Regions from separate parts of the Homo sapiens genome. Here region 2 is linked to region 1. Evidence: chromatin contacts called from ENCODE Hi-C or POLR2A ChIA-PET data. All regions are on one chromosome and are shown on one strand. The core of a region is the stretch at or near the end of the contact, and the rest is flanking DNA. Distances in the headings are between cores, read along the strand shown.

Region 1 (4,418 bases), core at 733-3,232:
GGAACAGCTTCTCAGACAAAGTGTATTTGCCCGTGGTCTTTCCAATAAATTCTCAAATAGATGTCAAGATTGAGCAGTCAACTTGGTCACTTCCTCAAGCAGGCTTTTGGACTTAATGGAAAGTGCACATCCAGCCACCTAAGCACTTGAGCCCAAACCCTGGCTCAACATCTGGTCCCTGTTTCTCAGTGTCAGGTTGAGTGGATTGTGCAAAGCACACATGCCTCCTACCAATTTAGCAATTGATAACTTGCTCTGGGGGAGCACTTACAAGGAGTCCTCTTGCTCTTTGTCTTTATTCTCTGGCTATTGGGGGTTTTTTAGGTCACAAAGAGGGAATGGGACAGGGAAAAAACTTAAAAAATTATTTCTCAATCTCAAACTGGGAGCCAAGTAACTTAACCTACTAATTGTTCTGAAAGATTTCCTTTGCTCTTTCTCCTTCAACACAACAACCTCTTGTCAGAAATCATTCATTGTGGCCTGCAGAAATTACACACTAAATTCCAAGGTTGGCCACTAGTATAAAATAATAGATCATTAGTAGACTTCTATGAATTACACATTTATAAAATAGTCCAAAAACACCATCTGGGTTGCTGCAGGTCTGCTGGGGAAACAGGTAGGGAGATGGAAGGGTCTGTGTCTTGATTCTGAGCCAGACATTTGATTGATGACTATATCGGACAGTTGACGTCTCATCTTCATTAGCAAATGTATTCCTATTATCTACTCAATGACCTAAGATCAATGTAAAAAAACAAAAATGATAACAAAAACCTTTCCCGAGCTCAAAACTTTCATGTTATTTTTTTTTCAAATGTTTCGACTGATTGGAAGAATTAAAATGAAATTTACTTCAAAAGCAGCAAACATGAGTGATGTTGTGTGCACATGAACTGGATTTATTAGGTTAAAAAAAAAAGCCCAAATAAACCATCTTAAAATATGCTAATACATGTCCATAGCACCCACAACACACTTTTCCCTAATGTTAAATATGAAAATACAGTGCAAATCACCCCGGAAATGTGTGGTGGAAAAAAAGGTATACCGTGGCTGAGATAATCAACACACACTGATTACTGTTTTTCTAAGTGCTTATGAGTCTTTTGCATTTCTTCTATATAATTCAGTATCAGAGTTAATGACGTATCATAGTTTTCTCTGATTCAGAAGCACCTCAATTCCTGAAAGTTTTTGCTCCCTTCAAGACAACTTATCTGCAGCAAAATTACCAATAAATCTCTCAGCATGAGAAATAACAGGGCTGAATGACTTTGTGATGAATAAAGAGGGTGGTTGGCTTCTCTCCATTCATCCTGATAATCTTCATTGCTATGTAAACAGTAAGAAACATTATCATGATTCATGTTCAAGTCAGTTCTCAGCTCAACACTGTATCCAGAGAAATGCTACCTAGTAAACATTTTATTAGGATTGCAAGGCACCGGCAAGAAAATGGCAAAAACATGACAGCCTGAACTTGTAAGTGAATGTGTGCATGAGAAAGAGGAATACTGAGAAAGAGTAATTAATCTCTGTGAGATCAGACACATTTAGCAGCATGTCTAATAAATGAATACTCTTCTAAACATGGTTAAACTATTCACTTTTCATTATTCTCATCAGAATCCATGTTAACCCAAGTTAGGAGATAACAGGAATAAACAGTAAATCCCACAATAAGGGTTTCAAGTCCTTCCTATTTTTAACATCCCAAAACTTAGAAGTATGAAATCAATATGATCATTACAGGGGTGCTGAAAGGCTGGGGTTGGGTAGATATTCTAAAAATGTCTGAGAACTGATAGGATCATATTTCCAAACAAGTCCAGACTTCTGTCATCTGTGCCCAGTTGGAAGAAAATTCTCAATGTAAGAAAATCATTCTCAGGCAGGCACCTGGAAGAATCTGTGATTGCCAAAACATTTCCAGTGAACCACTTTCCCTCTCAGGATACAAGGCCCCGATCCATTTGCATAAAGTCCTAATGCTAGAAAATCAACCAGAGTAGATAAGATCTGCCTGTCGGTTTCAAGCCAAGAGGAAAAGAGGAAGCCAGACACTCCTCCAAAGCTTTCTTTCCCCTTAGGATTGCATCAGTTCCCACTCTATGGGATTATTTTTAAACGCTGGTTTAAAATATTCCATAGCCCAGCTGTTCAATACCACAACATAAGGTCAATTTTATATAGTTGTACATCCTTGAAGAGCTAAAGTAAGGTGACCCAAAAGGCCAATTTTCCCCACCAATAAAATATTCATTCTTGGAAAGCTGCCATTGTGTTATGACACTTATATTTCCTTGTTTCACTAATGTAAAATTTGAACTTTGAAATACATTTGTGGATTTAATGTTTGTAGTTCTCAGGCTTGGATCACAAGATCTCAGTGTGTATCAATTACGTTTGCTAACAATGAACTGAGCCTAGATATGTCAAATCCAGTGATACTTCCCAATTGCATAGAGCCCAATTTAGCCAACCAAATTTCTTTTGAATTGTCAGAATGAGCATTGCACCTGTGAAATAGTCAAAAGAGGAGCTACTCTGGGAGGCTGAGGCAGGTGGATCACTTGAGGTCAGGAGTTCAAGACCAGCCCGGCCAACATGGTGAAACCCTGTCTCTACTAAAAATACAAAAATTGGCCGGGCATGGTGGCCTGCACCTGTAATCCCAGCTACTCAGGAGGCTGAGGCATGAGAATCAATTGAACCCTGGAGGTGGAGGTTGCAGTGAGTCTACATGGCACCACTGCACTCCAGCCTGGGCGACAGAGCAAGACTCAGTCAAAAAAAAAAAAAAAAAAAAGAAGAAGAAAAGAAAGAGGAGCTACTGCAACATAGGATGGTGAGGAAGGGAGGTACTTAACACAGACTAAGGAGCAAGAGCAACTAGCAAGGTTCAAATCCAAGCATGCCACCTGTTGGTTTAGCTGAGGGTCTGTGCCTCAGTCTTCTCTTTCAAATGAGGAAGGAACTTCCTTCACAGTTTTGTTTGGAAGACTAGATGAGATCATACCTGTGAAGCTCTTAGAAAAGGTTTTAGGCTGTGGTGAGTGTGCATGGTGTTTGACATTAGCATCCTCACGAATCAGCAGAAGCTTTTTTGTTTGTTGATCCTCACAAAATTCCTGTAGAGAGACTCGTTTTACAGATGAGGAAACTGGGACTCAGAGTGGTTAAATAACGTACTCAGGGTGATACGGTGAGAAAGAAACATCCAGGAATATTTGCTTGTTTTCTCTTTTGTGCTGTTGCTCTCTAGATACTGTATTTTACTTCTTTTTTGAGCTAACCAAAATTTTTATTTCAGTACTTTGAATTATCCCTTTTTCTCTTCTTCCTTTTATCACATCTTCCCTTTCCCCCTTTTCCTTTCTTCCTACAAGAATATTTTTAGCATCTCCCATGGACAAAACGCCCTTTTAAGCCTCACAAAATAGATGCGCATTGTTAAAAAGCAAGGAAGGCCTCTGGTGCCCTTGTCTCCCAGAAGGGAAGAAGGCTCTGTATCCTCCCCACTTCTTTGATGTGGCCTAAGAGCTTTCAACTTCACTTTTCCTTGAGGTTCATTCAGTAGCCCCTAGCAAGGAGCTGTTCCTGCCCAATCAGAGATCTGAAAGTCAAGTTCATGTGCCCACAAATGGCTCCAAAATAAAGTCTCCCCTAAGACCCTCATCTAAAAGTAGGTTGCTCCCTCCCTAAAGAGTGCGTCATTTTAATGATACAAAAGATCCTGGCTCAGAAGCACTTTATGTTCCAGACTTTCCCAGACAGTGCTGACTTCAATATCATTTTCAAGAAAGATAATTCCTTAAATGTAAGCCTGTAAGAAAAACTCATTTTTCCTTCCTTATACTCACACTTAACACAGAACACTTCTGTAACCAAATATGTGTGGGGTTTTCCCACACCAACTAGTTCTCCAATTCTCTTCAGACGCCAACTTGGTGTTCAATAATTCAATTCAATTCTGACACCATCTACCTGGGATTAGCACAGATCCCACAGGTTAAGTGTTCAGTTCCTCCTGACTCCTCACCCCACTTCAGACACCAATCACAAGTGATGGTCTCTAGGTTACCCACAACCCCTGTCTGACTTGGTTACAAATAGGAGGGTCCCATAACCTCCTCCTCAGTTTTGATCATTTGCTAGAACAGTTTGCAGAAGTCAGGGAAATACTCACTTATATTCACCTACCACTTTATTACAAAGAATATTACAAAGGATACACACACACAGCCAGATAAAGAGATGCAGAGGGCAAGGTCTGAAAGGGTCCCAAGCACAGGCACTTCTGTCTCCATGGAGCTGAGATGCACCACCCCCAGCACGTAGACGTGTTCATCAATCTGGAAGCTCTCAGCCCTATACTTTAGGGATTGTTATAGACACAGAAAAATCTATGA
Region 2 (4,418 bases), core at 907-3,406, 82 kb before region 1:
GCCTGGCTACATCTATTTATTGTTTGCATTAGGTTCAATATATTGCATTATATCTATAAGCTGCTTGGTAGTTCTGTGAAACCCTTGAAATTATAAGCAAAATTTTATGTCTGTATGTGTGAATACAATTTTCTGGAAAAGGGGTCCATCACTTTCTTTAATTTCTCAGGGAATTTCAAGAAGCCATACAAAGGAATAACCATTGGCCAAAGATCTCACAGAGTCTGTTTATTAAGTAAAAATCTGTTTGTAAGGCACATCAGTTGTAGTACTCGTGCACTAATTTGTAGGTTTTAAGATTTGGATTTTTCTGTATTAGTTGTTCTTGAAATGGGGCTTACATACATAGCAATTCCCTGCTGTGGGATGTTTCAGCTTCTTCTTTTTGCTGGCTGGCTGCCCATGGGCCTTTTCAATACTTTCCGCTTCTGCTGGGAGATGGAATGATACAAGGATAGGAGATAACACAAACCAGTGAGGGTAGCTGCATTATAAGCAGCTCCAATAAGAGCTTTCAGGGAGGGAGAGTTGAAACTACTGATCCAAATGAGGCTTGGGGATTATCAGTGGATATCAATTATCCATAACCTTCTGGTCTCCCATGACTATCAATGACTTAAAGTTGGATGTAAGCTTAAATGATTTCTTTTAACTAAATGAAAAGGATCAAGTTCATAAAGACTGGTGAGCCTTGAGAGTTATGCTAAGACTCCATCACCTGGGCTGGGGTTTTGGCTCGGGGAAGAATTTGATTGGCAGGAAGTAGCAGAATTTCATTTTTAATGCTCTGGTCCATTAATAGCATGAAAGCACCACAGGCTATCTTTGGGAGAATGTCCCTAAAAAGCACAGCACTTCTCAAAGGGGGCGGCATGCTGAAATCTCTACAGAAGGGTGGGAAGGAGAAGCATGAGTGTGTGTATGGGATTTGAAAAACTTCCAAGGGACTGTCACGTGCTGCCCTCCTTGTCCCCACCCTCAGCTGAGGACTCACTGGTCTGTGAAGAATGAAATAGTATCTGTGGGACACATTGTGCTTCTTGGCAAGTTCTGTATTTACCATACTGTTGTCCTGCTTGTTGGCATTCAGAAGCAAACTTGACTTAACACAGGATATCCACTATGCATATTCTAACGTTTCAGCTTCCCCCGTTTATGTTTTTTATTCTACATACACCTGCCTTGACTTTGTCATATTCCTGGTACATGGATTCAGATGGAGACAGTCAAACAGCAAAATTTAGTGTATTTATCTCCAATAATGTGTCTCCCTGGAAAGCAGGAGTCATTTATTTGGGAAGACTCCCCCATTTTCTTCATTTTTGTTGATGGCTGAGTAACAAAACCCAGCCACCTCTTCTTCCCCTACGCTGTGGAGCAGCAAGAGAAAAACTTCTGGCAAGTTTTCCAAAAGGTGCCAGCATCTCAATGACCAAAGGCAAGAATGTCGATGTTGTTCAGCTGGGTGTGTGCCTGGAACATTTGCCCCATTGGAAAAGGAGAAGGTTTGCCTCACAATAGAACTCTGTGTTTCCTGTTAACATTCTGGAAAAACAGAAAATAATAGCAACCCGGGCTCCTCGAGTGCAATGCCACCGTGCCATCCATTTTGTGGCCTTTGGTGTTATTTAGCATTTTGGGTGCTCTCTCTATTGCTAGAGTAAGCAGACATAGAAAAATAGAACGATCAAGGGATATGCACACGCACACACACATGCACACAGATGTCTTACAACAGCGACCTTGGGTCTCATGAGCAGCACAAAGCCCAGAGAAGTTAAACAACTGGCCTATAGTCACACAGCCATGGCAGCGATGGTCACACGTGTTTCTAAATGTGTTCCTTCAGTCCTACGCTTCAGCCCTGGGTGTTGCTGCTTTTGGCTCCCTTTACTTTTAATTTTGTTCTGTTCCTAAAAAAGAACCCAAGAAAAAGAATGCTTACACTACGAGGAACAGAATAACAGAATTCTGTGTTTTTTCATCTTGCTCACAGACCTCCAAACCCAGAGGAGAATTCTGAGTGAGTAGCAGGGTGAGAGCTAAGCCCCAGGCCACGTGCACATGACCCCCACCTCCAGCCGAAAGTCATGGTCACATGTCACGCCTCCATGCGGCTGCAGGGCCAGGCATGTACTAAGAGCCCTGCCATGGGCAGTGCCAGGACGGGAGGAGACACACACTGAGGGCAACTGCTCTGGCCACAGGACCGGAGGGACGCATCCGACCTGAGGCACCTTCCTCCTTGGAGATTTCTGCCTCTGCTTAATTACAGCTGGCTTCTCTGAAGTCAATCTGGTCAAGGTCAACTGGCCACTATGGGAAATCAAGCTCAGGGAGGTAAATTTAGAGAGCTGAAGGGACACCCTCACTGCCTGCTCCAGCTATGACTCAGCGGAAATTCTGAAATGAAGAGCCAAATGCTTGTGGAAGAGAGCAGCATAGAGGCGTGTGGGATTGGCAGTGAATGAGTAAACATCAGGAATGGCTGAATGAATGAATGAACAAATGAAAGCACGAGCCCTTTGCATCTGCAGAGCGGCTCTGGGGAAAGTAACTGGAGTTAAGGACTCTCTGCAATGGGTTAGTTGGAGGATGCTTACAGGACGTGTGGAGTCCTTGGGGGAGCCTGGAGGTGACACTTGCTCCCTCCACGTGACACCCATGCAGTTGGGCAAAGCCTCTGAGTTTGACGGAGGAGGAAATCCTAAGTGGATGGACTTGGAGAGGGCCCGTGGCTCCCAGCCACCATATGACATACAGAAACAGGGTCGGCGGGGTGGTCGGCGGCAGCTGGCAGGCGTCTCTGGTTGGAAACGGAGCAGCTACAAATAGGCGGTGACCTTCTGTAGCCATCCTGCTCCCACAGAAGGAGATGCGCTCTGGGAAGAGGCTGCTGGGTGTGTGCCAGTGCTGAGGCCAGGGGGAAGGAACTCAGTCTTCCCATTGCAAGGAGCTCAGCTCCTTTGGGTAGCAGAGGGAAGGGGGACACCTGTCTCCATCTGGGGTGGAGATCCTGGTCTTACATTCTGCCAGAATGAGAGCCTGAAACACACTCAGTGGAGAATCCTGAAGAAGGACATGTCAGACATAACCCCAGGCGGGGCTCCCGCAAAGGTAGGGCGGGACACTGTCACCTGCGACGGCCATGAAGACTATTCCTTTCTGACCAGCTGGACCCAGTTTTTCTGATGTAGATTAAAGGTGGCAGGAAAAAGACAGAGAGGGGTGCCAGGAAACATCTTTGCCTTCTACTAATTCCAGATTCATTTATTATTTCTTTTAATATTCATCTTTTAAGGGGTAAGTGTCCCTTTCAGAAAGTTATGCCAAAGTCTAAATTACTTGAGACGCTGGTTTGCTTTCCTTCAACACTCTGAGATGACACATTGCACTCTGCAAACATTTATTGAGAATTGCTTACGTACAAGGCACCGTGCCAGATCATAAGACCAAACAAAGATTAATATAAGATTCATAACATGGTCATTGCAAGAGCATGGGCTTTGGAGTCAGACTCAAGTTTAAATCTTAATTCTAGCCCTCTGCCTTTACTTGGTGAAGCTCTTCTGTAAAATGGGTATATCAATACCTGCCTAATGAAGCGAGCAATGAGGATTAAATGGAATTCTTATGCAAAACAACTGGTACCGTGACTTCTGTGCTCCAGGCAATTCGTAAATGAAGATTCCCTCCCCTTGAGGAGAGTGGCAAAGTTGTTCAGTGGGAGAGAGGGTCGTGGAAACTACTACTGAATCCCAAACCAGGATCGGGATTTACTCAGCAACATGCAAGTAACATGGTATAGGACTGCAATGGGAGAAGCTCCAGGGGCATCACAAAAGGAGCATTTACAGTACCTTGAAGGGAAAGAGGGGTTTAATCATTGGAAGGTGGAGTGGGTGGCACCCCAGGCTAAAGGGCTAGCACAGACCCAGGCACAGAAACTGTCAAGTTGTGTAGCCTTCTCTGAGGATGGGGACTGCCCTGATGTGGCTGGGAATGGAGTGTGCCAAGGAGGCCATGGGGGTCAGCCTGGGCTGGAGCCTTGGGTGACCACAGTATCATCTCCTTGAGTGCATCTCATGGCCCTTCAGGGCTCTCCCAGGAGCAGAGGCTGCGTGTGGGCCTCAGTGGCTTCCTCTAGCCTGCTCCCCAAAGCTCTGTATCTAGAAGAAATTCCCCAGAGCTCCAGGATCTGTGACTAGCTCCTTTCCTGGCATGTTTGCTGCAGCTACAGAGGGTTTTAATTGGGCTCTGTGTTCATAGATCAGCTGAATCCCAAGACATATTAGAAGAATCGTATTGTGCCAAGCCATTGGTTGGAAGTCATCCTGTTCCTTTGGGCATTAATTAGACCCTATTTATCCACAGTGTCCAGTTTTGAACATGACCAAAACCTGAAGATATCAAAGAGG

The links. A loop is a pair of places that touch in the nucleus more often than their neighbours do. ChIA-PET counts read pairs that join two places held with the same protein, here RNA polymerase II (POLR2A). Pooled maps may share reads with other maps.
Region 2: a loop to region 1 is called in a map of PC-3, with 11 times the contacts of the local background. The contact joins two enhancer-like sites. A Hi-C loop is called at or near these places in 4 of 168 maps with a recorded cell type or tissue (MCF 10A, PC-3, ascending aorta and 1 more) and 2 of 50 pooled maps. POLR2A ChIA-PET finds 5 or more read pairs at or near these places in 1 of 52 experiments (OCI-LY7).

Annotation. Positions count from the first base shown.
Region 1 is chr6:4,318,000-4,322,417 of GRCh38, reverse strand. No RefSeq gene overlaps it. Among named protein-coding and RNA genes, the nearest start is that of LINC02533, 170 kb to the left of the region's middle. Within about 2 kb of position 1,982, at least 9 of the 41 ENCODE cell types and tissues checked have a DNase peak (open chromatin) inside an H3K27ac peak, as active enhancers do; they include PC-3, where a contact is called at or near this core.
Region 2 is chr6:4,400,594-4,405,011 of GRCh38, reverse strand. No RefSeq gene overlaps it. Among named protein-coding and RNA genes, the nearest start is that of LINC02533, 86 kb to the left of the region's middle. RefSeq lists an enhancer at 1,518-2,391. Within about 2 kb of position 2,156, at least 12 of the 41 ENCODE cell types and tissues checked have a DNase peak (open chromatin) inside an H3K27ac peak, as active enhancers do; they include PC-3, where a contact is called at or near this core.